3 separate regions of the Mus musculus genome follow, and all the other regions are linked to region 2. Evidence: chromatin loops called from intact Hi-C (ENCODE). Cell type or tissue: gastrocnemius. All regions are shown on one strand. Links, peaks and the distances in the headings refer to the core of each region. The heading gives the core; the rest is flanking DNA. Region 1 has its middle 7.7 kb from the start of Gm22559. Region 2 overlaps Tbc1d1 (TBC1 domain family, member 1). Region 3 overlaps Tbc1d1 (TBC1 domain family, member 1).

Region 1 (10,390 bases), core at 1,034-9,033, 140 kb before region 2:
GGCAATCAGAGAACGACTTGCACAGTGGGTTCTTCTACCATAGCAGTTCTGGGGGCCAAGCTCAGGATACTAGGCTTGGCACCTGATGCCTTTATCCGCTAGGCTGTATAACCATCCCCCTCCAACTTGGTTGTTTTTAAAATGAAGACACTCCACTCTATGGTCTCAGAGGTCATTCCCTTGTTGCAGGTTTTTAACTTGTGTGGAAATCCATAAAGGGATCACTGCCCATCACTGTACATCACCAGTGGGTCTATGTCAAAATTCAAACTGCTCTCTTACAAGACCTTTTTCTTGTTAGGTCTCAGAAACCAGGGGCAACTGGCTGGCTGACATGCCTATTAACATATCAGATGTGGTGCTGGCCAGCTCGCCCATCCTTATGCACCTCAATCCTACCTTAAACCCCTCCCTCTCAGGGGCTGGGCGTCTGCTTCTCACCCCCAGGCTTATCACTATAGAACTCAGCCTTTTCGGCTACCTGGGCCATCTCTCTTGCACTCCCTCCCCCTCTCTCCTCTCATGGTCCACTTGCGTCTGCAGGCCATGTTCAGCCTGGACGCTTCCCTCTGCTTTCTCCTTATATCTGCAATAAGTCTTCATGCTCTAGGAGCAGTGGGGTCCTCCTCCTTTTATTTCACTTATTCTATTTAATGGTCTGAGATAGGAGACAAGTATATCACACCCCAAATGGCAGCCTTGTGCTCACACCCTACGGAGCCTGAGCATGGGCCCATTAATTTACGTTTTTATGGTCTCTAAAATAATAGAGATCTCCTTTGTGAGATCCAGCTGTGCCGATCATCTGTTTCCTTTATGAGATGGACCCCTCTGCCTTTTGGACTCAGAAAAGTACAGCTCTCCCTTTCCTGTTCCCTGTCCCGTTCATTTGAACGCCAACCAGACCCTGAGCATGCTTTGTCTGATACTCTGGGCTTCCTTACTCTTTCTCTAAAGGCCCCCCCTCCCTACTGCATAGCTGCAAACTACCTAGAGGTCACCTGGGACCTCGAAGCTGGTAACTCAGACAACCATGGCTTTCCCCTTTCTGCATTCCATTCTCTTCTCCTGAGCAGCTTCTGCGTTACAGCTTGCCTGCTTTGGGGAGGTTTCTCTTAAATTCTGATAATTGTCCTGCAGCTTCCATTTGAAAAACAAATCAGCAAGAAAGAGCCATTCAAGTGCCTCTCACTTATTTATCTCATTGATGTCTCCCAATCGTGACGCTATTAAGGCAAAGAATTGCTATTTCGTTGAGGGTAGAAATTGAGGTCATTTTAAAAGATGTGTTAAGGGACAGGACTAATACATGCAACCCACTCTGAAGAGCTTTTGAATAGATAGCATATAAATTACCATGTCCACACCCTAAAAGACAGTGTCCTCAGCGGCTCCTGTTTGTCCCTGCTTTGTCACTTGAGCCGTGTTTGAATCCTGCAGGGTCTGGGCAGTTTTCAGGATACCAATAAATACAATCAGCTTTGATCTCCCATGTAGTCTAGCAAGAGAAATTCACAGACACACAGGTGATGTCCACACTGGGCTGTGTGGTGCAGTAGAGAGGCATCTGAACTGTGCATGCAATTTTGTGAGACCCCATTTTGAACATGGCTCTATCAGAACTGTCATGCTCAAATATGTAGCATACCTAAAACAAAATGACTCTGGGAAACTATTTCTGTGTATTTTTTTCCTCTGTCCTTTCTTTGTTCTATTCTTTCTTTAAAAATGTTTTACACAGTCTTATTTTATATATGTGAATGCTTGCCTGTATGTATGTATGTGCATCATGTGTGCACAGTGCCTGTAGAAACCAGAAAAGGGTATCATGTTCCCTGAAAATGGAGTTCCAGGTGGTTATGAGCCTTGATGTAGGTGCTGGGGACCAAGCCTGGATCCTCTGCAAAATCAGCAAGTGTTCATAACTGGTGAGGCATCTCTGCGCCTCTGTGTTCCAGTCTTAGTACCAGAATAGGCAGTAGTTCAACCGTTAACGGAAAGACATTAGGCCTAGGGATGTAGTTCTGTGGGTAAAGTGCTTAGCTAGCATGCACAAGGCCCTAGTTTCAATTCCCAAACACTCCATGGCAGATAAATTAGTCAGTGTTCTCTAAAGGAACAGAACTAACAGACGGCTCTAGTTCCAGTGATACATCCATGTATGAACTTGCCAATGAGAATGAGAGCAAGCAGGCAGAGAGCAAGAGCATCCTTCTTCCTCGTCCTTTATATAGGCTGCCACAAGATTTAGAATGAGTCTTCCTACTTCACATAATCTGTATTGAAGGTGGATCTTCCCACTGTAAATGATCCAGTTAATTAAAACTCCCTCAAGAGTGTCCCCAACTGCTTGGGTTTTTAGTTGATTCCCAGATGTACTCAAGTTGACAGCCAAAAATACCAGTCACTGCATGTGAGAACCAAAGTTCGAAATAGCATCATATCTACAGATTTCTCCACAGAAGCAATGCATGCATGATGGGTGCCTATATCAGTCAGTAGATTAAAAAACAAAAACAAATGAACAAACCAGTTGGCATGAGAAACTCCAACGCCATGGTCAAGAGCATGGAGAATAGGAGCAGAGAATGTGAAAGGCTCCCGCCTGCTCCTTTGCTGGTTCCTTGATGAAATTTGAGGAGCACACTGTAGGTGACCTCTCAGGTGAAGCCACTTTAGCATCTGGCCAAATCCTGCTGCAGGATGGAGTTGGGAACCCAGCCCTGGAGCCAGCTGTAGGTCTTACTGGCTGTTGAAACCATTTCAACATAGCATTGTGCAATTTCCAAAGGGAAGTTAGGCTTGAAAGTAACAGAGATGAACAAGCCCAATTATTCTTTAATGCACTGTGCCGTACTCTGTCTACCCTCACTGGGGAAAAACAAAACAATGAAGAACAAAAATCCTTAGATGGCATGATTGAAGTATAGAGCCGTTTCCGATATGGGTTCCCAGGTTTAATGTTACAGCAGGTCAAATGTGGCCACAAGCTGAGGTTGGCCTGTGACTTAAGGTTCCAATGGCTTCCGATATTTCCCTTTCAGACCCTTCACTGCTCTCTGTTCTCAGCAAGTCTCTGGATGCTCCTGGCTATCCATGTTCTAGGGTACTAAATTCCCTTCCAAGTCCTGATATTGGCATCAGTACATTCTTACTTGGACTTTCCCACTAGATGTCCTTAATGGAAGCAAGTGTATCCTGGCCACAATTGTTTCCTCCATGACTGTTTCCCCGCTTCTCTTCCCCTTCCCTCTTATTCTGTGCCTACACCCCTGACGAGAACTGTCAATGCTTTGAGTGTCTTGGTTCTACCTGTCTTTTCTTCCCATCACACTTCACATACTTACTTAGCACCCACCCTTGGTAATAGTGATACCTCAGTTCCTGGACAGTCTTGTGACCTCATTTTACCATACAAGATTTCTGAAGCAAATCCCAGTCCTGTCATTGGACTTCTAAATACTTAAGAGACAAGGACTTGTATACACATACATACACACACACACACACACACACACACAGAGTCACACCTAAAAACGCTGATACTTTTGATATCAACAAAATGACCCAGTCAGCATAAGACTTTCCAGTTTGTCTTATTTGTCTCATTTATGCGTTACTGGATCAGGTTTCAGGCCCTGACCACTCATCGCACTTGATTAATCAGCCAATATAGAAATTATTTATCCTTTTTAGAATTTTTTTTCCTTGTTATTTGTTGTCTCGGACTACCAGGTTTGATCATAGTGCTACCCACTGTTTGGATTCCATTGTTTGCTTGCTTGCTTGCTTTTGGTGTGTTTTGCTTGTTCTTCTGGGCTGTGTCTTTCCTGGTAGCCAGTACTATCCTTTAAGAAGCATGCTGACCCAGATTTGACTTTCTGGTATCAATGGGGTGAGGGGGCAGAGGCTAAGAGAGGTTTATACTTACAATGCTTGGGCCGATGAGATGGCTCAGTCTGTAAAGGTAGAAGGAGAGACCTGACTCTACTATGTTGTCCTCTGACCTCTGCATAAGTGCCACAGCTTGTGTACCCATGTAACTCATGCAAACACATTAATAATAAATAAAAAAAAGTTTAAAAAGATGGCTAGGTAGATGGCAACAGAATTCAGTTAAAAAGAAAAGATGAGGGGCACGGCAGATAGCTCAGTGGATCCAAACATGAGGGTCCAAACATGAGGACCTAAGTTCAGATCCTTGGCACTCACATACAGACCCTGTGTGTCTGCAATCCCAGTGTCGCTGGGCAGAAACAGAGGGATCAGGGAGCTCTCAATGGTCAGCCAGTCTAGACAAGTAAGGTAGAGAGTGATTGAGGAAGACAGCTGATATCAACTATGGTAGTTTGAATGGTGGGTGGTTGGCCCCCATAGACTCATGTGTTTGAATGCTTGGCCCACAGGGAATAGAACTATTAGGAGGTGTGCCCTGTTTGAGTAGGTGTGGCCTTGTTGGAGGAAGTGTATCGATGTAGGAATGGGCTTTGAGGTCTCCTATGCCTAAGCTCCACCCAGTATAGAATCAGAGCCTCCTCCTGCTTACCTTTGAATCAAGATGTAGAGCTCTCTGCTACCCCAGCACCATGTCTGCCTGCAGGCTGCCATGATTCCCACCATGGTGATAATGGACTAAATCTCTGAAAGTATAAGCCACCCCCAATTAAATGTTTGCCTTTATTAAGAGTTGCCTTTGTCATGATGTCTTTTCACAGCAATGGAAACCCTAACTAAGAGAGCAACATCTGGTTTCTATGGACACACATGTACTTACACATACACATACACATACACATACATGCATGCAAATCACACAAACACACACAGAAAGAGACAGAGAGGGGAATGAGTCAACATGTCCAATGCCACGTGCCACACAATGGATACAATAGACAGACTTACACTGCAGGTAAGTTGAGCAAAGGAAGCTTCCTGTAGAGGGGTAGAGATAGCCAATGGACTGTCTCATACAGCCTTAGTAATTCACATCACCCTGATGGAGGGCTCCGTGCATTGAGTGACCTCCGTTGGGTTTCAGTTCTTCAAAGACGGTGATTTGTCACAGTCCTATGGTGTTTTGCTTTGTTTTGTATTTTTAAGATTTGCCCACTTTTAACTTATGTCCATGGGTGTTTTGCCTGCTTGTATATCCATGCACCACACCAGTGCATTGCCTGTGGAGGCCAGAAGAGGGCACTGGGCTCTTCCTGGAACTGGAGATACAGAGGGATGTCAGCTGGAGATCAACCCCAAGTGCCTAAGGCATCTCTCTGGCCTCCACGGCCTCCTGCATGTTTAGTGATTTCCTTTTAGCTTGATTACATAGGAATTCTAGGACAAACCTGGATGTTTTCCTTGTGATGATCAGCAGAGGAAAAGTGTGAACGAGGTGGAAGAGCCCAACAGAAAGCTTTGGTGAAGGCTTGGCTTGAGTGGTGACGTCACAGAAAGGTGAGTCCTTCCTTGGGAGGGTTTGTTCTCTGAAGTGTAACACAGGATTGTAACCACAGTTTTTGTTGGTAAGGCACCAAGAGGTTTAAGTAAAGATAGGTTTGTTCACTTTTGTACGTGTGTGTGTGTGTGTGTGTGTGTGTGTGTGTGTGTGATAGATGCATGTATGGGCACACATATATTGAGTGTCCTGACCTTGTAGATGAAGCTGACTTGCTAAACTCATGGACAACGTTTACATTTTATTTGGGGACAACCTTGGTTGTCCCCGTGATGAAAACTATTGAATATGACACTATTGAAATATCATGCACTTGCTCGCAAACGGGAGCACACTATACAATTCAGCCTGAAGCAGCTTTCACATCTCATTGCTAAGAGATCTATTCCAATTGTTTCCAATCTTTACCAATATAAATCAGTGAATGATGTGTGAAAGTCAGCTTTCCCTTTCCATTTTCACTGGAGACGAACTAAAATGGTAATATGATAAGTAATCTCAGTTGTCCACTTGATGAGCTCTAGTGTAACGGTGAATTAGTTAAACCACTTGGGCTCCAGGCTGGCCACACACGTGCATCTGCCCAAGAGCTCTCACAGTCAAAAATGAAAGACACATACACACACACACACACACACACACACACACACACACACACCAGTTACTTTTGATATGCCACCAGTTAATTTTGATATGCCTTGACTAGCTCAATGGTTGGGCACTTCTAAACCTCCCCACAGCTAGCACACATTTCCCACTGGTATTATTGGCTTAACACCTTCTAAATCTACATTTTATCTTTGATGCCCTGTTACCTTGTGCAGCTCCACCCCCATAGGGCCACATACCCTTTTTACCTACATTGCTAGATGGTTCTCTCCTGCAGCTTTTAAATCTGATCCCTCTCCCTCTGAGTCCTGGCCATTCTCTATCTCTCCCACTCTCCCTTGGTCCCCCGCCCCGTCTCCCTGTCCAGCCATTGGCTGTACTGCAATTCTTTATTATCAATCAAAGTCGGCTAGGGGCAGGGACCCTCAATCCAAAATAAGACAAAGTATTAGGACAAATTTGCAAGACTCTACAATCATCTAGAAAGGCTGGAACATTGACTCAGAGATTAGGAGCACTGGCTGGTCTTTCAGAGGACCCAGGTTTGGTTCCTAGTACCCTCATGGCAGCTCACAACTGGGGTGCTACACCCAGAGCGTCTGGATTTCACTTGCAATTCCACTACTAATGTGTGATGTGCGACACAGTTCTAGACATCTCAAAATGTCAGTGACTTGCTCTGTAATAGAAATGGGATAAAATTTGCTTTTGAAAATCATCCCTAAGGATATTTTTCAATTGCTTTGCCCATAAAGGATACTAGTCAGTACTTAAGGAGAAATTTGATTTGTCTGTGGAAATACATTACCTCTCATAGACCTCACATTAAGCTTTCTGGATAGCATATGGATATGCCCATTATTACTATTCTTGAACATATAGAAGTTTTCCTGAGATATTTATGTTCTTCCAGGACCTCCAGGAGCAATAGAAGAAAGGAAGTAGTAATTCCAGTGTAGCCTTGTAGTGGGAACGGTCTCACATCGCAACAAAAATTGTTGAAAAATTTTCAAAGTCTTCTGCAGCAAACTAGAGAAAAATATTTGTAACCTTATCACAGGCAAAGGCTTCTCATCCTAATGTAAAATAATACCATATATATATGTATATATATATATATATATACATATATATATATATATATATACACACACACACACACATATATGTGTGTGTGTGTGTGTGTGTGCGTGTGTAAAAATGATTTTTAAAAATCAATATGGGGATGGAGAGATGTCTCAGTGGTTAAGAGTACTGACTGCCCTTCTGACCTCTATGCACACTACACCAGGCATGGACATGGTACACGGACATACATGCAGGAAACATAACCATATATATAAAGTAAATAAACACAAAAATTAAATTGATAATGCAATAGAAAGAGAAGGAATTATAGTTCACAGAAGAGAAAATAAAAATGCTTTTAATATGTCTATATATTAATTAGGCCACTTAAGGGAGGAGGGATTTATTCTGCCTCACAGAGGGCATGGTCCACCATGATGTGGAGGACTTGGCACCTGGGGTGACACAAGCTTGGTGACAGCAACTTGTGACTGTGGCTTGTTCACATGCTGGCAGATCAGCAAAGAAAGCTGGGCCAGAATCGGGCCCTGAGCAATCACCTTTCAGGCCTGTTTCTAGCAGTGCCCCCTCAGACCATATGTCCCTAAACAATGCTATCACCTCAGAAATGGGTATTCAAACTCGTGAACCTGCAGGAACATGCCATATCCAATATATAGATCACTTATAGATAGATGCTCAAGAGAACTTCTTTTACCCATCTTAGTTTCCTGCACTATTTTAATTGCACACTAAAGTTCAACTATTTTAGTAGTTGTTGTTGTTAGGTCTTTTGTCTCTGTGTGTTTGTGCAAGATTGTGTATATGCATGTGTGTGTGAGCATGTAGAAGCCAGCGGACAATCATAACTGTTGATCTTCAAGTATCATCCACCATCCATCTTGTTTTTGTCTTTTTTTTTTTTGGCAACATTTTTTCTGTAACTCTGGCTGTCCTGTATATAGCTCTATAGACCACCAAACTGGCCTCGAACTCACAGAAACCCTCCTGCCTCCACCTTTTGAGCACCCAGATAAAAGGTGTGTGCCACCACCACTGCCCATCTTGGTTTTTTGTTTTGTCTCTTTCTTTTTCTCTTTTTCATCTACCTTAGTTTTCGACAAGTGTTTTAGTTTGGGTTTTACTGCTATGAATAGACACCATGACCAAGGTAACTCTTATAAGGACAACATTTAATTGGGGCTGGCTTACAGGTTCAGAGTGTCAGTCCCTTATCAAGGTAGGAGCATGGCAGTGTCCAGGCAGGCATGGTGCAGGAGGAGCTGAGAGTTCTACATCTTCATCTGAAGGCCACTAGAAAGGTCTCTCAAAGCCTACCCCCTTGGTGACACACTTTTTTCCAACAAGGCCACACATCCTCCTAGTGCCACTCTTTGGGCCAAGCATATACAAACCATCACAACAAGAGTTTCTTATTGGTCTGGAGCTTGTCAGGTGGCCTCGGGATCTGCCTGTTTCTCCCTACACAACTTCTGCTGAGGTTACAAGCATGGGACATTTTTTTATGTCGGTTTTGTAGAATTCTTTTCAGGTCTTTATGTTTGCAAGGCAGATACTCTACCAATTGGGTTATCACCCCCAGCTCTCTTTAAATCTTAGTATCTATTCTTGCATAATCAATGCAAAGTTATTATCTCTATCCTCCACCTAAACAAGGCTTGTATTGTTTTAATGTTTATCTTATGCAATATATTCAAAAGACTCACAGCTCAAAGGATACAGAAGGCATACAGCGAAATAGCTTTATCCTTGTACATAGTCCATGCATTAATAGAGCTATGTTCATCAGCTTCAAGGGCACACAGCAATCATTGGATGAATTCCTTTGTCTTGATTTGTTTTGTACAAATGGTAGAAGTCTTTACCCATTGTTCTCCACTGTGCTGTTTTACTATGCAATTGTGAAATCATGTTTCATGTCCCGACTTATTCCCTGAGAAGAAGTCATTGAGCAATCCCTGTTCACTGTTACAAACACACTAACATTCTGCAGTTGTTAATGGTGAGAAATCTGCCTCCAACCAAAAAAAGTTTTCTTTGCATCATAGCTCAAATCAATTCCCTTACTGAGGCCGAGGTTACTTCTCATTTGTGCTCTGTCAAATGGCAGCAGTGCAGACAGTAACCTTGCCCTGGATCTTTGCATGTCTCTGTGCGTCCCTGCACGATAATCTACTTCATTTTTAAAGTGCCACAATGTCTTGATTTTTGGAAGTGAATGTGTCTAGTCCCTGTCACGGGTTCTCCATTGCACACTTGCTGAAGCATGTAGTTTAGAGGCTGTTTTCATCTTGCTCTGAAAATGTCTGTAGTCGCCTGCATTCATTAATCCTACTTCGTTAGGAAGGAGCGTTGCGTGGATGTTGATTTCCCCTGGTACTGTGGCATTGCTATTTAATTGTGTTCAGAACTATTTGTATCTGACCAAAACTAAGATGCTAACCCCTTTATAGATTCTTCCTTTTGAGTGCTGTTTTCGAGTTTGTGTCTGTGTGTGTATGTGCGTGTATGCACACATGCACCTTGAGATATGTATGTGCTAAGGAGCACAGGCTCACAGCCTTCTGATACATCCGTGAAGATGGGGGAACATTCCTGGCGTGCCGCGTTCTTCCACCCAGTCAGAACCCTCCCTTATTTGCCAGAAGCAACGACTGTTTTGGAAAAGCAGTTTTACCTATTTCTGAACTCATACAAGTGAGGCTGGGTCACATGTGGGGCAGTGGACCGTGCTACCCGACAGAAAAACTGGTAAGGTTAAGTGAGCTCAGACCCTGTAAATCTCAGAGTTGAGTTCTCTATACTAATGAGATATCTAGGTAGGTCCTGTGTATTCAGTCTATGAGCGTCTCTTCCTGGGCATTCCTTCCTGCAAAAGATATTTAATCCCTTGGTTCATCCTGCGTACAGTGTATGCATTCACACCCGCCATCAAATAAAACCATTTGAAGAAGCAAGGACTGAATCACCCAAGGAGGTGGGAGGTGGGGGTGGGGGTGGGGAGACGAGGGGCTCCTGAAGAAGTCTTCTAGCCCCTCCATACTCTTGTCACTCACTTGGAATCGAACCGGGTTCTGCCCTGTCTCAGACTTGACTTTCCCCTTCCTGCCTGGTGCACGCATGCCCTGAAGGGAAGTGTGGACCAGAGACCCCCATTTGGGACTCGCAGATACTCCCAGCAGCACTTCGGTACACAGGAGACTGGGAACCACAGCAATCGTCCCGGATTCCACGGTTTCC
Region 2 (10,390 bases), core at 1,337-9,336:
CCAACTGAAAGAAGAGAGAGGGACACTGGCTTTGGGACAGAGTAGCTACTGACAGACTTCTGGCCTCTCGTGAGTTCCCAAGTCATGAGCTGTGGACACGCACACTCAGCTGTGCAGTGGAAGTATGTTTCCTGAGTCACCCGGCTCCGTGCTCTGGCAGCCTCCTTTCTCTCCAGCCCTCCTCCGTGGAGATGCTTTGACCACTGCCCCTGCTACTTAACTAAGTAGTCACAGTCTTTACTTAGCTGCCCCCCAGGGCCCTGTAAGCACATCCTGCTGTGCAGAAGTTCCCATGCAGCCTTAGCTGCCGCTCAGGAGGTTCATTGTTTGACAGAGTGAAACAAACCGTTTAAATCAATTGAATTCCATTCTTTGAGTCTCCCTGCTCCCCACTCCAGCTCTACATACCTGGTTTTGGTATGATGTAATTGTCGGTTTTATTTATAAAACCTACCCTGCCTCACTCAATTCAGGGCCAAGAGGTTTTTTTGGTGGCAGGAGTTTGCTCTTTGTCACCATCTTGAATAAAGGACTCTTGTTTGGCCTTATATTTCTGGTGGCCATAAATTATTTCACTATAAGCTTTGTCCAGCCCCTGAGCAGGGCTCCTTCCTCAGCATGGGGAGACTTGGGCTAGCAGAAGCTAGCAATAGGTCTTTATTCCGTGGAGGTCAGACTAACCAGTTCTCAGACTTCACATGTTCTCTGACTCTATACCTGACATCAAAAAACCACAAACTAAGCCCTGTACTGTATTCATGCAGGGATGGAATGTCTTGAGATTGTAATCGGTGCTGGGCTTTTATGTGGTCATTTTTATAGCGTTTCCTCAGAATCCTCGGTAATGGCAATGGTCTGGTCTTAAGACAATTAAACACGCGATGAGTGTCAGCCACACAAGGGCGTGTGTCTGTTGGGATGTAAGTGGAAGTCAAGGGAGAGGTAGGATTCAGTTTCAAATCAGCACCAGCTGCTTGTTATTAAGAGTGGATTCACGTTCTCTTGTAGTTAGAAGAGTTTGTCATTGTTGAAGGAAATGTTTGGGTTGCCTTCAGCATTTTAACACCAAACAGTAATTTGGAGCTGTGTGCACCTCGGGCAGAGTATACAAGGGCCGCATTTGAAGTGGCTTTATAAAACTCTGTGTCCTTGGTCTTCCTGCGTATGAGATTTGGATAATATCACACTCGTGGAGTTGTCTTGAGAATTCAGTGAAATTCAAGTTGGGTCTCGGAGTGCAGCTCCTCACACAGCAGCATTCAGTGAGTTCACAGTGATGCTATTGTCAAATCTAGTGTCCTGAAGTGGGTGGTGAGAAGGTGAAGGAAATGAGTTTGGGAGGTGGTAAATCCAACTCAGGACTCCCCCCACAGACCCCTTGTCTTTTTCTCTCTTCTCGACAGGAATGAATTCATCTAAAACCAAATTAGAACTCCAGAAGCACTTGACCACACTGACCAATCAGGAGCAGGCCACCATATTCGAGGAGGTTCAGGTACAGTAGCCGGGAAGCACAGCAGGGAGCGTGCTTGTGGAGTGTCCTGTGGGTGGTGAGGAGTCAGCGGTGCCACCACTTCCCAGGGGCATGAGCCAGTGTCCTGTTAAAACCTGGGTAGACCAGGAGGCAGGAGGCCACATGCTCTCCTTTGCTCCTGGGAGCCTCCGTCAGTCTCTTCCCATGAAGTCACAAGGCATTTGTACATGGGTTTGAGCACAACTGGCCCTTCTGTATTTTTTGTTGTCTGTTTTGAAAATGTATGTGTCATATGTTAGAGCCTTAAACTGAAACGCAAAAATCAAAACAGACTGAAACCAGCAAACACAGAAGCACACACATGAGCTGCATGCGTTAGACCTGGAAGTCTGCTTTTACCATGCTTGAAGCTGCTGCATCTGGGGAAACCAGGCCACAGTGTCAGGCCTGCCTAAGGCCTGCTTGTCAGGAGGGAGCTCAACACGGATTTCATGTCTGCCAGAACCTGGAGCCATTTTTGTGGGGTTTTGGCAAGTGCAGTAAGACAAAGAATTAATACGTCTTTGCGTGTGTGCATGTGTGTGTGTTGTGTGTGCCCACTAGTGCCTTGTCAAGTTCCACAGTTAGGGGCCAACTAAACCAGACAAGCAGGTAGCCATGCCTTTGTTCTCATCCCTGTGAGGGAGGGGATGAAAAGGCTCAGCTTTCTTTCTGTTCTCACTAAAGTTCTTCAGTTCCCTTGTTCTGTAGGCTTGGCATACATTTGTAGAAAGAATAGGAAGATTTTGTGGTGGTTGTTTTCATTTAGCAGATGGCCTTGAGGGTTGTTTTATTTGCCTGTGCTTTGCTTCTTATTCTTAATGCATTGCAACTGCAGCCAAGGCCATCAGTGTGAACCCACTTAGGCCACGGTGCTACCAGGTCACTCGAGAGCATCTTCCTGGCAGGCAGGCAGGCAGGCAGGGAAGATGCACCTCCCTTCCCTAATGGTTTTCACTTTGATGTAGACAGCACCACGTAGCTTTCCCTGAGCAGAGGGGCGGTGCCTTAGGAAGGCAGTTCCCAAAACCCTCCTGCACTGCAAACAGGCTGTTTGATGTCCTCCTGCAGTAGCAAGGAGTCTAATGGACATGACCCCTCTCGTCTGTGAGCAGAGACATGGGAAAACAGCACATAATAAAAGTGTACTTGAAAAGCAGAGCTATTGTGATGCTATTGCAGAGTGCAAGTTAGTGCTCTCCGCAGCTCTAGATTCTGATGGCTCTGAAGAGCAGAAGCAGTCATGTTGTTCACTGGCTGAGAAAACCCAGCTCATCCTTTACCTTCCACCGATGCAGACGTAGGCTTTTTTGAGAGATACATATTTGATCTTCCATGATGGCATGTTGATGGTCTTCCTGAATGGCTTTCATGGTTTTTCTAGTCTTGGTCACTTATCAGTGACTGTCCCTACTAACGTATTTGAAAATTCACATAGGTCAAAAAGGTCATATAAAAATGTGATGTAATCTTTCCTGGAGGGCAATTTATTTCTGAAAAGCTCTCCCAAAGGTCAATTATTATAAAGCCAATGTAATTACCATTAACAATGATGCATACTGTGTCGTTAGTAATGATGCGTATCATACTAAGTGTTTTTTTAGGAGAAAGCTTTAATAACTAGGCAAATGTGCTGGAGATGATGGTGGCTGACCTTGAACCCTCAGAGTACTCAATAGCGGACGGGCTCTGGGGTGTTAGCCTGTCCTCACCTGAAAGACCTCAGGACACCACACAACTACCATTTTATTTACAAGGTGCTTGACAGAATATTTCAAACATGAGCAGGGGTCACCTGTGGCAGGGACATCCAGGGTCCTGCTCTCTTCTCCTGCTGTCCTAATCGTCTTTGTTTTGTTTGTTTGTTTGTTTTTTTGTTTTGTTTTGTTTTTTTTTTTTTGAGGCAGGGTTTCTCTGTGTAGCCCTGGCTGTCCTGGAACTCACTCTGTAGATCAGGCTGGCCTCAAACTCAGAAATCCGCCTGCCTCTGCCTCCTGAGTGCTGGGTTTAAAGGCGTGCGCCACCAACGCCCGGCTTGTCCTAATCTTTTTAAGTGCCCCAGATTGTACTAGCCATCTTCAGCAGAAATATCTGCCTTCAAGCTGACATTGCAACAGTGATAGTAAAAACAATGGCTCCAAGTCTTTAGTTAAATCCTTAGCGTGGTATTCAAGCAAAGCGCAGCTTACCTGGCATTCTCACAGCAAAGCAAGGCCTACCTGGTGTCCTTGCAGCGTCTTATCCCTTCTTAAGCTTTCTCAGTGTTTGCATCCTCACTATCAGTGTCAGAGGTTTCTCTGTTGCTTTTATGGTACTCTAGAGGACCCTTGGGGAAACAAGGTTGAGAAACTAACTTTCAGTACTTTTCCCAAGCAGCTTGGCTGTTTTGATTGTTTAAATGGACATATAACACATTTATAGAAAAGCACACAAGTGGATGCTGTATGCACCATTTCGGTCAGCACTGAGGGTGAGCATGGAGCCTTTTCTCTGCTGCTGAATGCACCTGTCACTGTCCTAGATATCACTGCCCCTGGTAACTGCCATACCAGCTTCTGGCACCTCTGACTGTGAACAAATTATTGACCACAAAGTGATGCTACTCAACTTGATTCATAATCATTTTTGTGATTGTCACTCTGATTAATGGATGTGAATAAAAACTGAAAGAAGTAGTGGTTTAGCCACTGTAGAGAATGGTGAACCACAGGAGAGATTTTAGGGTGGCGACACATCCCTGATCTTCTTGAATGCAGTGGGAGGGTAGCGTCGCCATACTTCAAAAAGATTCTGAGGAAGTATTTATTTCTTGACTCTGTGACACCACAGATAATGCATTTCTGCTGCGCTGCAGCCATTGCCTGGGGTGGTTAATGAGTTCGTTGGGGGTCTCCTGGCTCCTGCAGTACTTCCCCATGCCTGCTTGTTACTTCATTTTTCTGTCAGTTTGAAGTTTTGACCCCCTCTCTCTGGATCTCTGTTGTTGGTATGTGTGTGCACGAGCACTCAGAGTTGCACTGCATAGTTCCCGTGATCAGACTGAGGTCAGATGGTTGGCAGTGAGTGCCTTTATCCGCTGAGGCATCTTATCAACCTTTAAAACTTGCAATTCCAAATGACCTTTTCCGGAAGGCTGGATTATCAGAATTCTGGATTAAGCTTTCCTTATCGTTAATGCTTGTGACTCTAAGGATAACGCCAATGTCCCTTCGTTAGCTGGGAAGAAATTAGCCAGTGGTGGCACTGACACAGACTCTGCTGCGTGTGTAGCTGATCCGTCCGCTCGTCATTCCTGACCTGTTCAAGGGCAGGCCACAGTCTGGAGTTAGAGAAGAACAAGGCGGATGGCCAGGAACTCTGTGTCTCTCTGGGGTGATTTGGGCAATTGGTTTTATTTTCATTCACAGAAAGGAATGTGTTGAATTAGATGACTTCTGAAAATACCCTGTGGCTGATAATTCAAATGCAAAGATTTGGAAGGTGGAGGGGAGAGCCCACAGTATTTTGTGAACCACTATGGCTAGGTGGGATGAGTGGTAACTAAAACCTGCATGTTCTCATTTGTTAAGCAGTGTGCCTTGCCACTGCTGGCAAATTAAACGTCCTTGTGAATTTAAAAAAGGAGAGCTAAAGGACCAGAGAGAGGGTAGAAAGGGAGGGACAGAGACAGAGGAGGAGGGGAGAGGAGGGCGTGGGAGGACGACTGAGAACTTGGCATACACGTGTTCATCAAAGTGTCTGCTTCACAGGGACACACGGGCCACATGACGGGAGCACTCACCCCGTAACAGCTTGACCCTGGATCCAATTGACGAGTTCCTTTCTAGATCCCCAGTCTTAAGAGCTTATAAATGTGTAACCATTATGACTTGACTCTGGGTGTTTACATAGATTTTGTTTTATCTCTTTTTAAAAGCTGTTTATTTATTAACTATTTTGACCCCCACTATTTGACGTTAAAATTTTTATCTTGGGTAAAAGGACATCGAAGATGACTCCTAAATACGGCCCAGTTAGCTCTGCCCTCCGTTCGGTTAAACAGTTGCCTGCACTCTTAGGGTGACTGGTGCCCCCTAGTGAGGTCATGGAAGAAAAGCACTCGTTCCTGGGTGGAGGTTGTTAGCACACTGCAGTTTTGTCGACAATAAGAAAAGAAATGTAATGTTTATGTTTCTGATCTTTTTCCCCCCAAAAGAAATTGAGACCAAGAAACGAGCAGCGAGAGAATGAATTAATTATTTCTTTTCTGAGGTGCTTATATGAAGAGAAGCAAAAAGAGCACAGCCACACTGGGGAGCCAAAGCAGGTGAGCGCCCTCTGACCCGGGGGGCCCCTTATGGGGCTGCTTACTTAGACACAGAAGCTAGAGAGCCTCCTCCTCCCCATAGGCTTCCTTTTCATTGTTGCACAGCTGGAGAAAATGAGGGACGGTTGGTTGTGTTTAAAGATGGCGAGAGACATTTCGGAGCCACAGCACGTGGGAGAAGCTGGTCTTTGTTGCTTTTGCCCTTTGAATTGAGATTACATTATCTCACAGAAGACATAGAGTCTTGGAGTAGTTAAGACATGTTTTAAATGTGTCCTAGCAGTAGGAATTAGGCCACAGTCAGAGAGCGGTCTGTATCCATCATTTGGCAGAAGTGTAAGAACGCTGCAGGTGTCCTGAAAAGGCATTCTCTTGTGCCCCAGTGCCATGGCTATGACCTGGAAGCATCTCAGGAGAGAAACTTGAGGATGCCTGCTGTCGCTGTGGTGCTTAGACCCTGTGACCCAGCAGTGTTGTCCCCATTATTTCCCTTGCAAAACCTTTTATGTGAGTGCTTCAGGAGCTATGTACAAGAGAGTTCACTGCAGCCTCCATCCTAAAAGTCGGAAAATGGAGTAAATAATACTTAGTAGCAGGGCCAGGAATAGGTTTGTTATACAATGCACTTAGACTGTACTCTGGCTGAAGGGAGTCAGCCAGAAGCATTTTTGAGCATGAATAAATATTTAAAACAATATTGGGAGAAGAAAGATAATTGCAGAAAGACTTGTGTGGTGTGGTATGACAGTGTGTGTGTGTGTGTGTGTGTGTGTGTTATTTAAATCGAGATTTCACATATGAGAGAAAAAGTGACATTTGTTCTTCTAAGTCTGGCTTATTTCAGTTACCATGTTTATCTCTAGTTCCATCCATTTCCTTCAGATGGCATAATTTTGTTCGTTTATGTGGCCGAATGAAACTCTGTTGTATGCCTGCACCACATTTGCTTTATTCATTCATTTATTGATGGGCATCTAAGCTGATTCTGTTCCTTGCTAATTTGACTAGCACTGCAGTAAACATGGATGTGAAGGTGGCTCTGTGTATGCTGGCTTAGAATCCTGTGAGTACACAGCCAAGAGTGGCCTGCCTGGGTCACGTGGTAGTTCTCTTTCTAGAGTTTTGACGAATCTTCATGCTGACTTTGATAGTGGCCACACTAATAGTGGCATCTATTCCTTAGGTGGTTATGTACATGTGAGGCAGCATATGTTTTATGAATAGATGTAAATTAAAATACAAAATATGAATTAATATAAGCACCAAATTCAAGAGAGTGCTTGCCATGGTGGGTGGTACTGGTGGTCGGGAGATTCCAGTAAAGAGTAACAGTTTCCCCTAGGGGCAGAAGCCAGAACGTAGGTAGCAGCCATGATAAGTGACAGACGTGAGTAGACACTCTGTTCTGTGTTGGAATGACTATTCATTCATTTAAAGGTCATGGCATATCTGGGAAGACAGTTCCGTCTACAGGTGGGGGACCGAGGGGCATCAGGGAGTGCACTGGCTGTGCCACACAGCTGAGGACCTGACAGTTCCAGAGCACCCTGCTCCTCTCACCCCTCAGTGTCTGGGGGTGCTAACTTGGCCAGACTTAAGTATGGCAGAGGTATTTGTGTTAGTCTCTATACGTTCTGTGTGCTTGCCTACTGCAGAGAGTGTGCTGGTGTTTAGAGCAATGGAGAATCTGCTTGTCTTTCCTTTCTAGCAGACAGAGCCGTCAGTGAAGGTCCGTGTGAGCAGGTGTGCTCAGATTGGGGCGTAACTTCTTGGAAACATACTTCCTTGCTAACAGGAGCATCACGTATTCAGTGCCTGTGGGGTTCCACTGTGCTCTGGCTCAGTGTTAGCATAGCTGAGAAAAAGCAGACTGCTTTCATAGGAGAAAGACCGGAAGGGGGAGAGGATAAAGGAGAGGAATTATAAAAAGATATGGGAAGGATGGATTCAGTTGATAAATTTAATTTTTAACTTAGTCTCTCAAATGCCCCCCTAGGTAAGATACTGCTTTATTTTAAAAGGTTGTCAAAGTAGGTTTTGTCCCAGATCCTATGTTCGGTGCTTGCCATATCCCCACCTGTTGTAGTCTCGTAGCACAGTGATCTGATTGGACTATGGTACTCCCAGTTTACTAGGGAAGAAATCTAGGCTCAGTTAGAAAACAAGGCCACAGTTAGGACATCGCAGGTTTCTGATTCAGTAGCCTGAGCGAGCTGGCTGATTAGGTCTGAGCACATTTTCTCATTTTATCTGGGGGAGTAGAATGTGCACGAAACTTGCAGGCGTGTTGCTAAGGAGCACATGGGGCCCAAGGCTTTCAAGAGGATGGGGCCCCACAGGCCATTCCCTCCTGTGCACCAAAGGGTAGAAATTTTAATGGACTTAACTTTTCCTTGTTTTTCTTTTCTAGACACTACAGGTGGCAGCAGAGAATATTGGGAGTGACCTGCCACCCAGTGCTAGCCGGTTCAGGTTAGATTCGCTGAAGAACAGAGCAAAGAGGTCCTTAACAGAGTCCCTAGAGAGCATTCTGTCCCGGGTAAGTGGCACCCTTTCTTCTCACTGAGGTTGAATCATTTCTAAAGCAGAGTCAACTATATTTTATGTTTCATCAGACTTAAAGCAATTATTATCTAGATGTTATTTATTTTTATTATCTAGATGGATTTATTTATTGAAGTAGTGTCACGCTATTTAGCATACCCTGACTTCACACTCCCAATCTGAGTGCCTAGGGCTCCCAAGTGCTGGGAACTTACACTCCTCTTTTTGGTCTATCCCATGGGATTTCCTGCTCCCAAGAGTGTTATTATTTATACAGTTCCTATAAAGGACATGGATTATGCATGCCAGATGTAGGTCCTATTTCCCTGGTGTCCCTAAGGACAACTTGAAAAACTATCCTGTCAGCTCCTTTCGTTGGGTATTTGGAACTCCCTGGAAGCAGATTCATGAAATATTTGACCCATGGGCCAAATCCTATGAACCTCTTTGTTTTCGTAAATTAATTAATTTACACAGTGTCATTCATTCAGTTACCTGTTATCTAAGGCTACGTTTGTACAAAATTGAATACTTGTCACAGAGGCCACATGACTTACAGATGGTAAGATGTTTATTAGACACTTGCTTTCAAGACCAAAAAATGTGCCAATGTAGGGCTCTCTAAGAAGATCCAAGTACCCTGAGTGTCACCTGGAGTTCCTTAGGAAAGCTTCCTCCTACCCTATGAGTGTGAACAGCCTTATGTTGCTTCTAACAAATCAAAACTTGATTTTATGTTAAGGAATCACATCTCTGGAGCTTACCCTATTTTGTCATAGCTCTTCCAGATGTTAGAGCATGTTCCCTCTGAAACATAAACTTTAGTCAGTTAAAGATGACTTCATGAAATGCTATTGCTGAGATTTTTTTCTAAATCCTTTGAGATAATTCAAAGCAATCCAATTATAAACCAAGACTGAAAGGGCTTGCCTTTGAGAGTTCCCAGAGGGATGCAGGTTGATTGAGTGACATCCAGGTGGCCAGTTATGATCGCCCATGACTCAGGAAGGAGCTATTGAGTGTGCTTTGGGGATCATGATAGATGTATTAGGCCACCTTGCTGTCTGTTGTCCCCAGCAAATGACTGATCCATGGGGCTCTGTGGATCATCTAGGTTGGTATGATTCTTAAAATGATGACAGAAATGTGATGGTTAGTGCAGGGTTGTGCTGAGCTGTGCTTGTCAGTGAGTTTATTTTCCGGGCTTATTTAACAAGGCCAGGCTGCTTCCAGATGCTGATGACTTTGGGGCTGTGGCTCAACTGCCTTTTCTCTTCGTAGGGTAATAAAGCCAGAGGCCTGCAGGACCATTCCGCCAGTGTGGATCTGGACAGCTCCACTTCTAGTACTCTAAGTAACACCAGCAAAGTAAGCATGTTTCTTTCAGTGGTCCCCTGAAGATGCAGCCAACAGGCCTGCCCATCTTGACTCTACACAGCTATCAGGACAAAAAAGCCCATGCCCCTCTAGTCATAAAACACTTAGTGCTTCCAGACTTCTCTACAAGTAGAGGGCAAGCTGTGTGAAAAGTTTTAAATAAAAAGGCCAATAACTATTGCTATAAACAGAGAATCAAGATCATATTTTTAGACAGATGAGACCTGATCTGTAACAACCATGGGCTTCTTATCCAAAGTAGAGTTTGTAATAATAAAAGATTGAGACAGCTTCAAAGGTGGGGAGGGGGTTGTGAATTCAGGGAATTGTGCAGCAGAAATTCCTGAGACTGTGGCCTGTAGCTGATCCCATGACCGTGAGAAAACATGATTGTTTTGTTTGAATAAGCAGCCAAGCCTTGCCCCGTGGTCTGCCGCAGGACACAGGTATGATGCATTGCCCGACCGCCTTCTGTGGTGACACACCTACTTGTCCCCTTGCTTTCTATCTTGTTCCAGGGTCATTTACACGTGACGGGACCTGGTTTATTTAACCCTATGACTGCCAGTCAGGAGGCAGCCTTCCTCCATATTGTCAGCATGCTCTGATGTAAGAACAAGGAAGCTTATGAGCCCCAGCCCCTCACCAAA
Region 3 (10,390 bases), core at 1,480-9,479, 73 kb before region 2:
TTTGAGTTTCTGTGTAGGCTTATTAGTCTTGAAAAACTATGTTTCAACAGACCACACATGACCAGTCCTGATCTTTGACGCAGGGCCAAAAATGTCTCAGAAGCCTGGCAAGTGGGGCACACAGAGCATACTGAAAGCCAGCAAGGCCCCCTGTACTGCATGTGTTCTGTGTAAATGAAGACACTCAGAAGACCAGTTGGTTTTGACCTCTGGATCCAATGGATAGAACCACTGGACAGGCAATGTCGGCTGTGGGTACACCATGCGTTGTGGTTCTGTGTACTGGGGCTGCAGGGCTGGCCTGTGGTTAGATGAGAATCCAGACTGCTGGAATCTAGAAATGTCAGCTGGCTAGGCAGCTGTCTGTCCAGGAGCAAGGTCAGACATACAGGATGAGTCAGGATGGGTTTGGACGACACTAGTGTAGGATGTTCAGAGGCTAGTCCAGGCTGCCTGTCACAGGGATAGGTCAGGACTGAGAACAAGGCTAGCCAGAGCTGTGTCCAAGAACCAGAGTGGAAACTAGAGAGAGAGAGAGAGAGAGAGAGAGAGAAAGCCAAAGGCCACAGCAGGGCGGGGCAGAGAGGGACGGGGGAAGAGGAATGTTTTCTTTGCTTGCTAACTGGTCAGGAAGTCTGTATCAAGAAAAGGGAGACGAGGGCGCAGAAGACGGGTTTCCTTTCTGTAGGACAGAACCTGGCGAGCAGAGGGCAGTCTGACCCAGGGTAACTTGCAGTTTCTGTGGGGAGGAGTTCAGGGTAAGAGGGGGTCACCTGTGCTACTTCCCCAGGGTCCTGTCACATGGACATTTCTCCCTCTCATCCTCATATAGACTCAACTGTGCCGCAGAAATAAATGAACCCCGAAGCTCAGTGGTTAGCACAAGGATCCTCTAGTTGCTGCTCCGGGGCCTGTGTGCTCTGAGTTGACGATAGCCAAGAGTCTTTGTTCTGAGGCCCCAAGCTGCCTCTCTCTTATGTTCTGTTGTGACCTCTGCTATAGTGCAGAAGAAAAGACTGGGAAAGTTCCCTTACTTCACTCTAACCCCACACTGTATTTCTTTTTTTTTTTAATTTAGTTTAATTTTTTATTTTTTGAACATTAGTGTTTTATCTGCACATATGTCTATGTGGAGGTGTTAGGTCCCCTGGAACTAGAGTTACAGACAGTTGTAAACTGCCACATGGGTGCTAGAAATTGAACCCTGGTCTCCTGGAAGAGCAGTCAATGCTCTTAACCCCCGGATCCCTCTCTCCAGCTCCCAACACTGTATTTCTTATCTAGACTTTTTGGGCAAGTTCCTTAACAGTCTCCACATTTCCACCCTTGTCTTCCCCAGGTCTAAGGCAGCCAGCTCCAGGCATGACCATCATTGCCGCAGATCTGGTGATGTGCCCTTCTGCTGCCCTCTCCACTTATGGTCTAGCATAGCTCTGCCCTTCAGAGAACAAGCCATGGAGACTTAGTAAGATTTTCTCGGCCTTCTGAGTCTCATTTTGCCAGTTGCCCTACCTCTCCCAGTTGCTTACATCTCATATCCCCTTATCCTAGGCCCACGTCATCCTCTTTCTCTAGTCTATAACATTCCATGGCCTCTCTTAGTTCTAGAGCATCCCAGATTCCCTTTGTTCCTGTGACCTAGACCGCTCAGTACCCTCCCTGTTTGGCTACCTTTAACTTAACTTGCCATTTCTAAGCTTGCATGCCACTTTCCCAGAAAGCCTCTCTTGCATAAATTTGCAAGGAAAATCATAGGCTTCAGTAGACTGTAATCTTCAAGAGAGGGATTTCCATCTTGCTCCCTGAATGACCCACACACTTAGAACTGTCCTTAACACATAACAGTTAACACATAACTTCCTTGTATGAGTGAATGAATGAATGAATGAATGAACAAATTGTATGTAAAAATTCTTTAGCTCCAAAAACCAACACTAACCAACAAAGGTAGAAAAGAGAATCATTTAGAAGAATCCTAGGGTTTTTCACAGAGTCACCATGACGTGTGCAAAGCCGGTCTGACCAAGCCATGAAGGGTCGGCATCAGGCAGGAGAAACCACAGACGTGGTTACATCACAGGGATACCCTGGCAAGGGCACCACCCTGGCTTTGCTATCAGACACCGCTGCCCTGGCACTGCAGCTGCTGGGCATTAGCTACAGCTCCATGGCCCTTCTTGTGTTTCAGCTCTCATTAACCCTGTGACTTGACATTACCCTGGGAGAGTAGCAGCCTCAGACAGGAATATCTGATGGGTGAGATGAGTTCAGGCATCCATCTGTGGCTAGAGAGCTGCTGAAAGTGAGTCCTCGCACTTATCAATGGACCGGGCAGGCCTCCACCTGTTTTAGAACAGCCATTTAAGACTGAATGACCTCACAAACTTGAACTATGGGGACTGCTTAGAATAAAGATTTCCATCAACTCAGACGGGCATAAAAATTAGGAAATGTTGAGTCCACAATTCCTAGTCCTATTCCATTCTAAAAAGAACCATTATGATACGTTGGTAACAGTTCATCCACATGTCTATTAGATGCTTCTTGGATAAGAATTATCTCTTGAGTCATACAGGGCTAGACGTAGCAGTTACGGTATGCTTGCCCTTTGTATATGAAGCGAGCGCTCTGGTGTTTTTACTTGGGAATAAAATGGCTGGTTAGAGTCTCAAGGCTTGCCCAGGTGCCGTTGTGGGGATGATTGGTAACTCAGAGGGAATCACAGATGTCCCACAAGCAGGGAGCACACTGGCTCTCAATGCTGGTGCTTCGTGTGTGTGATATTAAGAAGCCCTGGGTATTACCTGTCTGAGACTGATCAAGGTGGGACCCTGTCTATCAATTTATGGGGAAGCCAAGATAGGTTCTGATAGAAGGGAAGTATCCACTGTGCTTTATCTTTGTCAGATGTTAGTGACCCAAGAGAACAGCATCCTACACAGAAATCCTTCACAGAATAAACTATGTGAAGAGTTCTGCTAGGAAATTATCCAAATGTATTTTTTTTTCTGGGTAGTTTCTGCTTAAGTAAACTTCTAGACCTAACCTGCCATCACCTGACTGCCTGAAAAGTTAGTTCCCGGTGGCCACCTGCTCATTTTCTTTGTTGTGTTGGTGGGTGGCTGACTCTGGTGCCCTGGAGGCTGTGCTCAGCAATAAATGAATGATGGACTTAAATGAGATTAGGTCATTGCACTTGTGGTTATCAGGTGGCTGAACCTGACTCAGTAACTGAGATAGTTCCAAAAGTAGGACCTCAGATCTGTCAGTACCCACAGTGACCTCCCAAGAACTTGAGGACACCTCTGTAACCTCCTTGGCACTGTGAATCTTCACTTGGGTTTCTGCCTGTAGAAGATGCTATACATGAGTTTTTTAATGGTCCCATATGCTTTGTTCTACTAAATAACCCCTCCACAGAATTTCTACATTAAACCAAGCCTTATGTGCTGTGTGTTTATGTAGGACATATAGGAGTCCTGTAGGAAGCTGTTATGGCTAAAATCAATGTTCTATGCATATCTAAAAGGGCAGCACTTCCATTTTATATACTTCTGAAATAACAGACATTTTGTTTTGTTTTGTTCTGTTTTCTTGAGACAGGATTTCTTTGTGTATCCCTGGATGTTCTGGAACTAGCTCTGTAGACTAGGCTAGTCTTGAACTCAGAGATTGGCCTTCCTCTGCCTGTGCTGGAGTTAATGGTGTGTGCCACCACTGCCCAGCTGTGAGAGATATTCTTTCTTTCTTTCTTTCTTTCTTTCTTTCTTTCTTTCTTTCTTTCTTTCTTTCTTTCTTTCTTTCTTTCTTTCTTTCTCTCGTTCTCTCGTTCTCTCTCTCTTTCTTTCTTTCTTTCTTTCTTTCTTTCTTTCTTTCTTTCTTTCTTTCACCACACCTGAATCATATTAAATCTTTTTTATATAATCTAATGAACAGATAATGGCTAGATTTTTTTTATCTCTTTATAGAGCTTGTTTTTGCTGTTTTGAGGCTTGAACCTAGGACCTTGCACATACTAGGCAAACCATCTACCATTGAATTACACTCTCATCTATTTCTTTGCTTTTATTTTGAGATGGGTTTTCACTTCCTTGCTCAGTCTGGGATTTGCTGCTCCAGTCTCTGGGATAGTTGGCTTATACCACCAGGCCCTACTCTGGGTTAGTAATTTTAAAATAGATGAATTGAGAAAAATTTTAGTTTGGAGTCACATTCAAAATAAAAGTTAGCTGTGATTCATTTGAACACACAGATGTTTGAGTGTTGATAATACACAAAACTATTGTCTTATAGCATGTATAACTGAGATGAGAGTCAATATTTTGCTTGTACTCTGGCCATTTTAAAGAGTATACTAGTTTCAGTATCAAAGTAGACATCAATGGAAGCAATCACCTCTGGTGTTTTAATCGCAGTTACATTGTTTTTCTTACCTCTGTATCTTGATGGTTATCCAAACAGTCATAGGAGGGAAGAAAGGCTCGGAAGCTTGTATCATGTGACTATTGAAACAATGTCTTTAATTTGTCTACACAGGAAATGACTGATTTTATCCTGTCTCAGAGAGAGGCTAAGACCATGGCCAGGGTATGGAAAGGTCAGTAGGAGTCAAAGGAAAAGAATTAGAGGTGTCTGTTGCAGGAAGAGGAAGTTGAATGTAGGTGCTGAGGTCAAGCAGATAGGGTGACAGTGGTGTCTGGGGGAGCGGTAAGGTGGGCATGGAGTCCAGTCAGTGCTGACACCAGTTCTCTCTACCGGTGGACAGAAGCCATGCCCTTCGCTGGGCTTTGCAAAATTCCCAGAAAGCCGTAAGTCTTGGCTCTTTGCTATGAACGCAGAAGAAATGAAAGTCTGTGTTCACACAAGGTCTTACAGGAACTGGAAAGTCACTTAGAACCTGAAGACAACCCGGACGCTCATGAATGGTGAAGAGAATGCTCTGTGACAAATAAAATCATTATACTTTTGTGTGTGTTTATATCTGTGTATATAGTGTTTGTGTACAGTGTGTCTGTATGTATAATGTTTGTGTGTTTATATATTTGTGTGTGTTTGTGTCTATGTATGTAGTGTTTGTGTTTTTACCTGTGTGTGTTTAGTGTTTGTGTGTGTGTGTGTCTGTGTGTGTACATGTATGTTTGTATAGCTGTGTGTATAGTGTTTATGTGCATGTGGATGTATGTAGTTAGAGTGTGAATGTGTATGTAGTGTGTTTGTGTCCGTATGTGTAGTGTTTGTGTGTTTATATATTTGTGTGTGTGTGTGTCTGTCTGTCTGTCTGGTTTGGGGGTGATCCCAGGATCATTCTGCTGAGTGTGGCAGTGTAGACCTTCCCAAAAGAAGTATACAGTACATAATTCCATATAAAGATATAAAGATATAAAGCTCTAGAAAATGCCACGTCCCATCAGTGGCAAGAACAGCGCAGTGGTTGCCTAGAGAGAGGGGAGGATTACAATTTGAGGTGTAATGGAAATGTATTGGTGTCACAGGTACGTTCATATATCGAAACATGGGAAGCTTTACACAGGACATAGGTGAGCTTATTGTAAAAATGTCGAAAGTTACAAAAAAGAATAAGACTTGTTACGTGTTCAATAAATGCCAGGTCATACGCATTAATAACTAGACGCTGCTTGTTACTATCTCTGTTACAGACGAGGAAACTGAAGCTCAGAGAGGTTAAATAACATCCCTAGTACTACACAGCAGCCCAGAGGTGTGGTTAACATGTTGTTGGCTCTAGGTAGAGCATATCTGACTAGCCACCTAAACCAGCCAAGAGACCTAACAGTGCAGTGTTTCAGAACAACCTCTAGGGGGCAGTGGTAGCACCCAAGAATTTTGTGACCCTTCATGAGAACTGTTAAACATGTGAATTGGGCTTTTGATGGTGGTGGTTCATGCCTTTAATCTCAGCACTTGTGACTTGGAGGTCAGCCTGGTCTACAGAACAAATTCCAGGATAGCCAAAGCTAGACAGTGAACCTCTGTCTCAAAAAGCAAAGAAAAAGAATTTGATTTTCCTTATTCAGTTGTTAATTCCCAGGCAACAAAACTCACTCAGCTAAGAGTACACCCAGTAACTTTTGGTTATTATACATTCCCAGGGCTGTGCAACTTTTGACAATGTATTTTCGTAACATTTTAGCTTCCCTTAATGAAACCCTGTCACCCTGAAGTTCCCTCCCTTCCTTTACCCTAGTCAGGCACTCACTTTGCGGTCCGTATATGCTTGCCTCTTCTGGACACTTCATATAAAGGGAATCCTCTCCACATGGCCTCTGTGCCTAGCGGTTTTTGTTTTGTTGTGTTGTGTTTTGTTTTGTTTCTCAGGACGTTTTCAAGATTGTCCATGTAAGGCATGCAATGCTAACCTGTTAGTTTTTGGCACTGAATGATGACGTTGTGTTAACGTGGAATTTGATTGATTGATCTGATTATCAGTTAACTGTCCCTGAAGAAGTTTCTGTTTTCCCACTGTTATGAATAACACTGCTATTCTCAGCTTTTTAATTTTGCTTTGTGTGGGGATGTCAGTGCAGGTTTGGAACCCAGGGCCTTACATGTGTGAGGTACGCCTTCTACCAGCTATAGCCCCACTTTACCGTCCCCACTTTTCCAAATGCAAGTGCTGCGATTCAAGGCCCTGTGCCACCAGATTCAGCTCTCAATCAGTTTTACTTAAAAAAGTGATGGCCATTTGTGAGAGGGTCCACATTGCAGGCACAAATGCGTGCAAGCAGAAGGCTATTTACTTTGTAATTAAGAAAATGAGTGAGGACTTTGGCAATATATTTTTTCCCTTGTATAAAGTATTCAGATGGAGACCATAGGTCTCCATGATAGTGTTTCCTAATTACTAGTGTTTAGGAAGACTGTTAGCAAAATAGTAGATAATATTTGTTCTCCTGTGTGAGGCACTTGCTATAAAGCCGGTGTGTATTTTCTGGTATAATTCCTACCCTAGTGTCTGTACGAGGTGTTATTATCTTTGTTATAGACGAGGCTTCTGAGGCTTCTAAGGCCCTCAGGCATTGTAGCCAAGACTACCTGACAGCTGTTGTTGGTTTTTTTGGGGGTGTGGGGTGGGGTGGGGAGTAGGCTAGGTACAGGAGCAGTCTTTTATCTCCACAGTGTTCTCTGCTCAGCCCGGGCTTTCTGGGAGCCCCTGCCTGCTGGATACCTCAGTAGCACCAGGAATTTAACATCTCCAGATGCTTCCCAAATGTTGGGAATAAATATCCAGCTTTCCCTCTCTTCCCTTCTAAGGTTTATGTCTGAGGTTGGCAAACCCTTGCTCTTGGGGGCCTGAGAGCTTTCAACCTCCCAACCTTCCCAGTCACCATCCCAGCTGCTCAACTCTGTTATGTCACCGTGAGAACAGCCACACACTGTATGCAAAGTCTGGGACTGGCTGTATTCCAATAAAACTTTATTTATAAAAGAGTGTAATGGACGCATGTGACCAGCTGGCTGCTGCTTGCTAACCTCCCGTTTTCCACAGTTTCTCGGGAAGAACCCAGTCACTCCCAGAAGTAGCTGGTTCACCACATCTTAGTCTTGCTTCCCCGAGCCGCTGTTCACAAACCCTGACTCAGGCCTCCTGACGCCACAAGAAGACAAACTCCAGTTCCTTTCCTTGGTGCTGTTGATAGGGCACTGAACCGCAGACCCAGGACAGTGCCACCCAGAGCAGGGCTTCACAGGGACAAAGAGGGGACACAGAACTGCTGTTCTGATCCTGAACGACCCTGGCCAGGGTTTATCGTAGAACCTGCTACAGTTCTCCCTTCAGGAGGATTGTTCAAGTTCATCCGAATAAACGTGCCCGGTGCCTAATGCTGAGCTATTGTCAAAATTAGGATGGGTTTATCATGCTTTTCCGATAGCTATGGAAAAATGCCTTGAGGTTCTTTTGTGGGAAAACTTAAGATCAATGATTAAGATCAATGATTTTTTAATTTAAGACTTCATCTTATTGCGGTGGGCGTATGTCTTTGTGTGCTTATCTTTTTTTTTTTCCTTTTTGGTTTGTGGGTATGTGCATATGTATGTAGAGGATAGCCGTGGTGCCATTCCTCAGGAGTCGTCTACCTTGATTTTTTGACAGTCTCTTCCTGGTCTTGAGCTCACTGATTTGAGTAGGCTAACTGGCCAGTGAACCCCAGGAGTACATCTTCCTTCACCTCCTAGTGCTTCTTAGCATGGAGTTTCTGGGTCTCTAACTCAGATCTTCATGTGTGCGCAACAGTCGCTTTACCCAATGTGCCTCTCTCTCCCCAGCGCCAGGCCCTGATTTTTAATGGTGTGGTTTTAGCTTCCTAGACAAACTGGAAGGATGGGAGGGTCGGGAGATTGCCAGGGTTCTTCATTCACAGTGGCAAAGCCTCCTGTGGCCTGCCAGGAGCTACAATGAGAAGGTCGACATTAACATATCAAGATCAGCTAAGAGTGTGCTTTAACTCTTAGGGTTTACTCTGTGCGTATTCTGTGAGTCTGGGCATCTGTAGACTGACATGAATCCATTATTGTTTACGATTTATTGTGTAAAAGATAAATGGCTAGCCAATACTGTGTACGCTCTCCCTGCTTAGTGTCTTTATTTGAACATCTGTTATCTTTTTAAAGCAACACAAACAAGCCTTATCTTTAGGAATTATGTACTGAATTATTCATAGATGAAATAGGGTTCCAAGGAGAACCTTTCAAATAATCTCTGGCGAGACTGTGTGTGGATATGGTGGAAACAAGATTGGTCCTGAGATAACATTTGTTTAAGTTTAGCATTGGGACCTAGAGGTGCGCTATACTACTTCCCCATTTCTTTGAAAATGTCCTAAAGTGTTTTGTTTAAGACTCCCCCCCCCCCAACTTCAGAATTTATAAACAAAACTTTACTGGGATAAGAACTCCATGGTAGGTGGCAAGAAGGGAACTATCCTTACTTAGGAGCTGGGAACCAGTAGGTCCCAATTCTTTAACATATTGGGAGTGCAGGCTCTTTCATTCCTAAGTATACTCTAGACTTCCTGCAAGACCGAGGTCATGTGATCAGAGGAAGGGCATGCAAGGTCATGTGATCAGAGGAAGGTCATGCAAGGTCATGTGATCAGAGGAAGGTCATGCAAGGTCATGTGATCAGAGGAAGGGGCATGAACCTTGTGGCACTGGGCTTGAAAAGGGAAGACACTGTGACCTCAGCAAAGATGGGGAAGTAGGCTGCATCAGCAAATCTCAGAGACGATACTGGAAAGGAAGATTTTTTTCAAAACGAGGTTTTTAAGAGAGGCCAGGGTAAAGCTTTTGGGATCTGTAGACTGGTTGTAGCGTTTGTCTAGGGCAGTAGAACACCGGCATCTATGGAGAGACTTGCTCAGAGGAATAAATCACTAGGACGTTAAACTTTTGTAATACTGACCTGCAGGTCGTTTGGTAATGCACAAGGGCTTCACCAAGCCCAGCTCTCTGAGGACACAAATCTGTATGTGAATCCCTGAGAGTCCCCAGCAATAAATAAGCACTTCCTAGATTATAATTTGCTCACATAGATACAGAGGATCTTTGGAGAAAGTGGAGACACCTCCTCAGCTAGGTCACGATTCTCACAAAGCCTGCGGGACTTCGAGGTTCAGACCCATGGCCCCGAGGCTCTTTATCTTTCCTCAAGCCATTCCTTCAAATCCCATCATGATTCTCATCTGGTTGAGTTTAAAAAAAAAAAACAAAACAAAAATCTCACTATGTAACTGGGGGTTGTTAGTTTTAATTGTCAACTTGACACACTCCAGAATCACCAGGGAAGAGATCCACAAGGTATGGATTACGTTAGCCCCTGTGCCAGCCCATGAGGGATGTTCTTCCATCTATTAATTGAGGTGGAAAGACCTACACTGAATGTGGCTAGCAAAGTTCCAGAGGCTTGGCCCTGGACCAGAGAGAAAGAGGAGGAGTCAGCAGAGAAAGGGGAGGAGCCAGCGGAGCCCTGGCTTCGGAGCATTCTTTGCTCTATGCTATCTGTTCCAGAGGATACAGTGTGACTGATGGAGCTCCCAGCTCTTCCTGCTGTGGCTTCCCAGAGATGGTAGACTAGAACCTGGGACTGTGAGCTGAAATACACCTTTTGGGAATGTTGTTTTTAAACAAGGTATTTCACCCCCGCACCCGGTCAGGGAAACTAAGACAGTGACTTAAAGTCCTGTTGAGTCAAGGGGACCTCTAGCCTTCTGCAAAGTCCTGGACTTTCGAGTGAGAACCTCTGAGTCCTGGTTTCCAGTTCTCCTAGGTAGCCCTTTTCATTGCACAGATTCCGGGATGGTTATTTGCAGCGGTAATTAGAGCAGCTCACTGAACACTGTGTGCTCATCACCACCCACTGATTGACAGCTCG

Evidence for each region. A loop is a pair of places that touch in the nucleus more often than their neighbours do. Peaks named below come from ENCODE experiments on the same cell type or tissue, not always from the same donor. Only the 100,000 strongest peaks of a DNase experiment are listed, where the experiment ranks them.
Region 1: a loop joins it to region 2, with 6 times the contacts of the local background. A loop is called at or near these places in 15 of 42 quality-filtered maps.
Region 3: a loop joins it to region 2, with 4 times the contacts of the local background. A loop is called at or near these places in 26 of 42 quality-filtered maps.

Annotation. Positions count from the first base shown.
Region 1 is chr5:64,131,337-64,141,726 of GRCm38, forward strand. No RefSeq gene overlaps it. Among named protein-coding and RNA genes, the nearest start is that of Gm22559, 7.7 kb to the right of the region's middle. In gastrocnemius, for the core only: a CTCF peak has its summit at 5,187 (motif pointing right); no DNase peak of the experiment used is centred there.
Region 2 is chr5:64,269,687-64,280,076 of GRCm38, forward strand. It overlaps Tbc1d1 (TBC1 domain family, member 1), which reads left to right. Exons shown (of 22, transcript NM_001310611.1): 7 at 1,404-1,495; 8 at 5,709-5,819; 9 at 8,230-8,358; 10 at 9,645-9,731. Among named protein-coding and RNA genes, the nearest start is that of Gm38634, 18 kb to the left of the region's middle. In gastrocnemius, for the core only: a CTCF peak has its summit at 5,585 (motif pointing left); a DNase peak (open chromatin) is centred at 5,582; H3K27ac peaks cover 349 bases.
Region 3 is chr5:64,196,685-64,207,074 of GRCm38, forward strand. All of the region lies in intron 2 of Tbc1d1 (TBC1 domain family, member 1), which reads left to right. Among named protein-coding and RNA genes, the nearest start is that of Tbc1d1, 42 kb to the left of the region's middle. In gastrocnemius, for the core only: no CTCF peak of the experiment used is centred there; a DNase peak (open chromatin) is centred at 5,832; H3K4me3 peaks cover 924 bases; H3K27ac peaks cover 5,595 bases.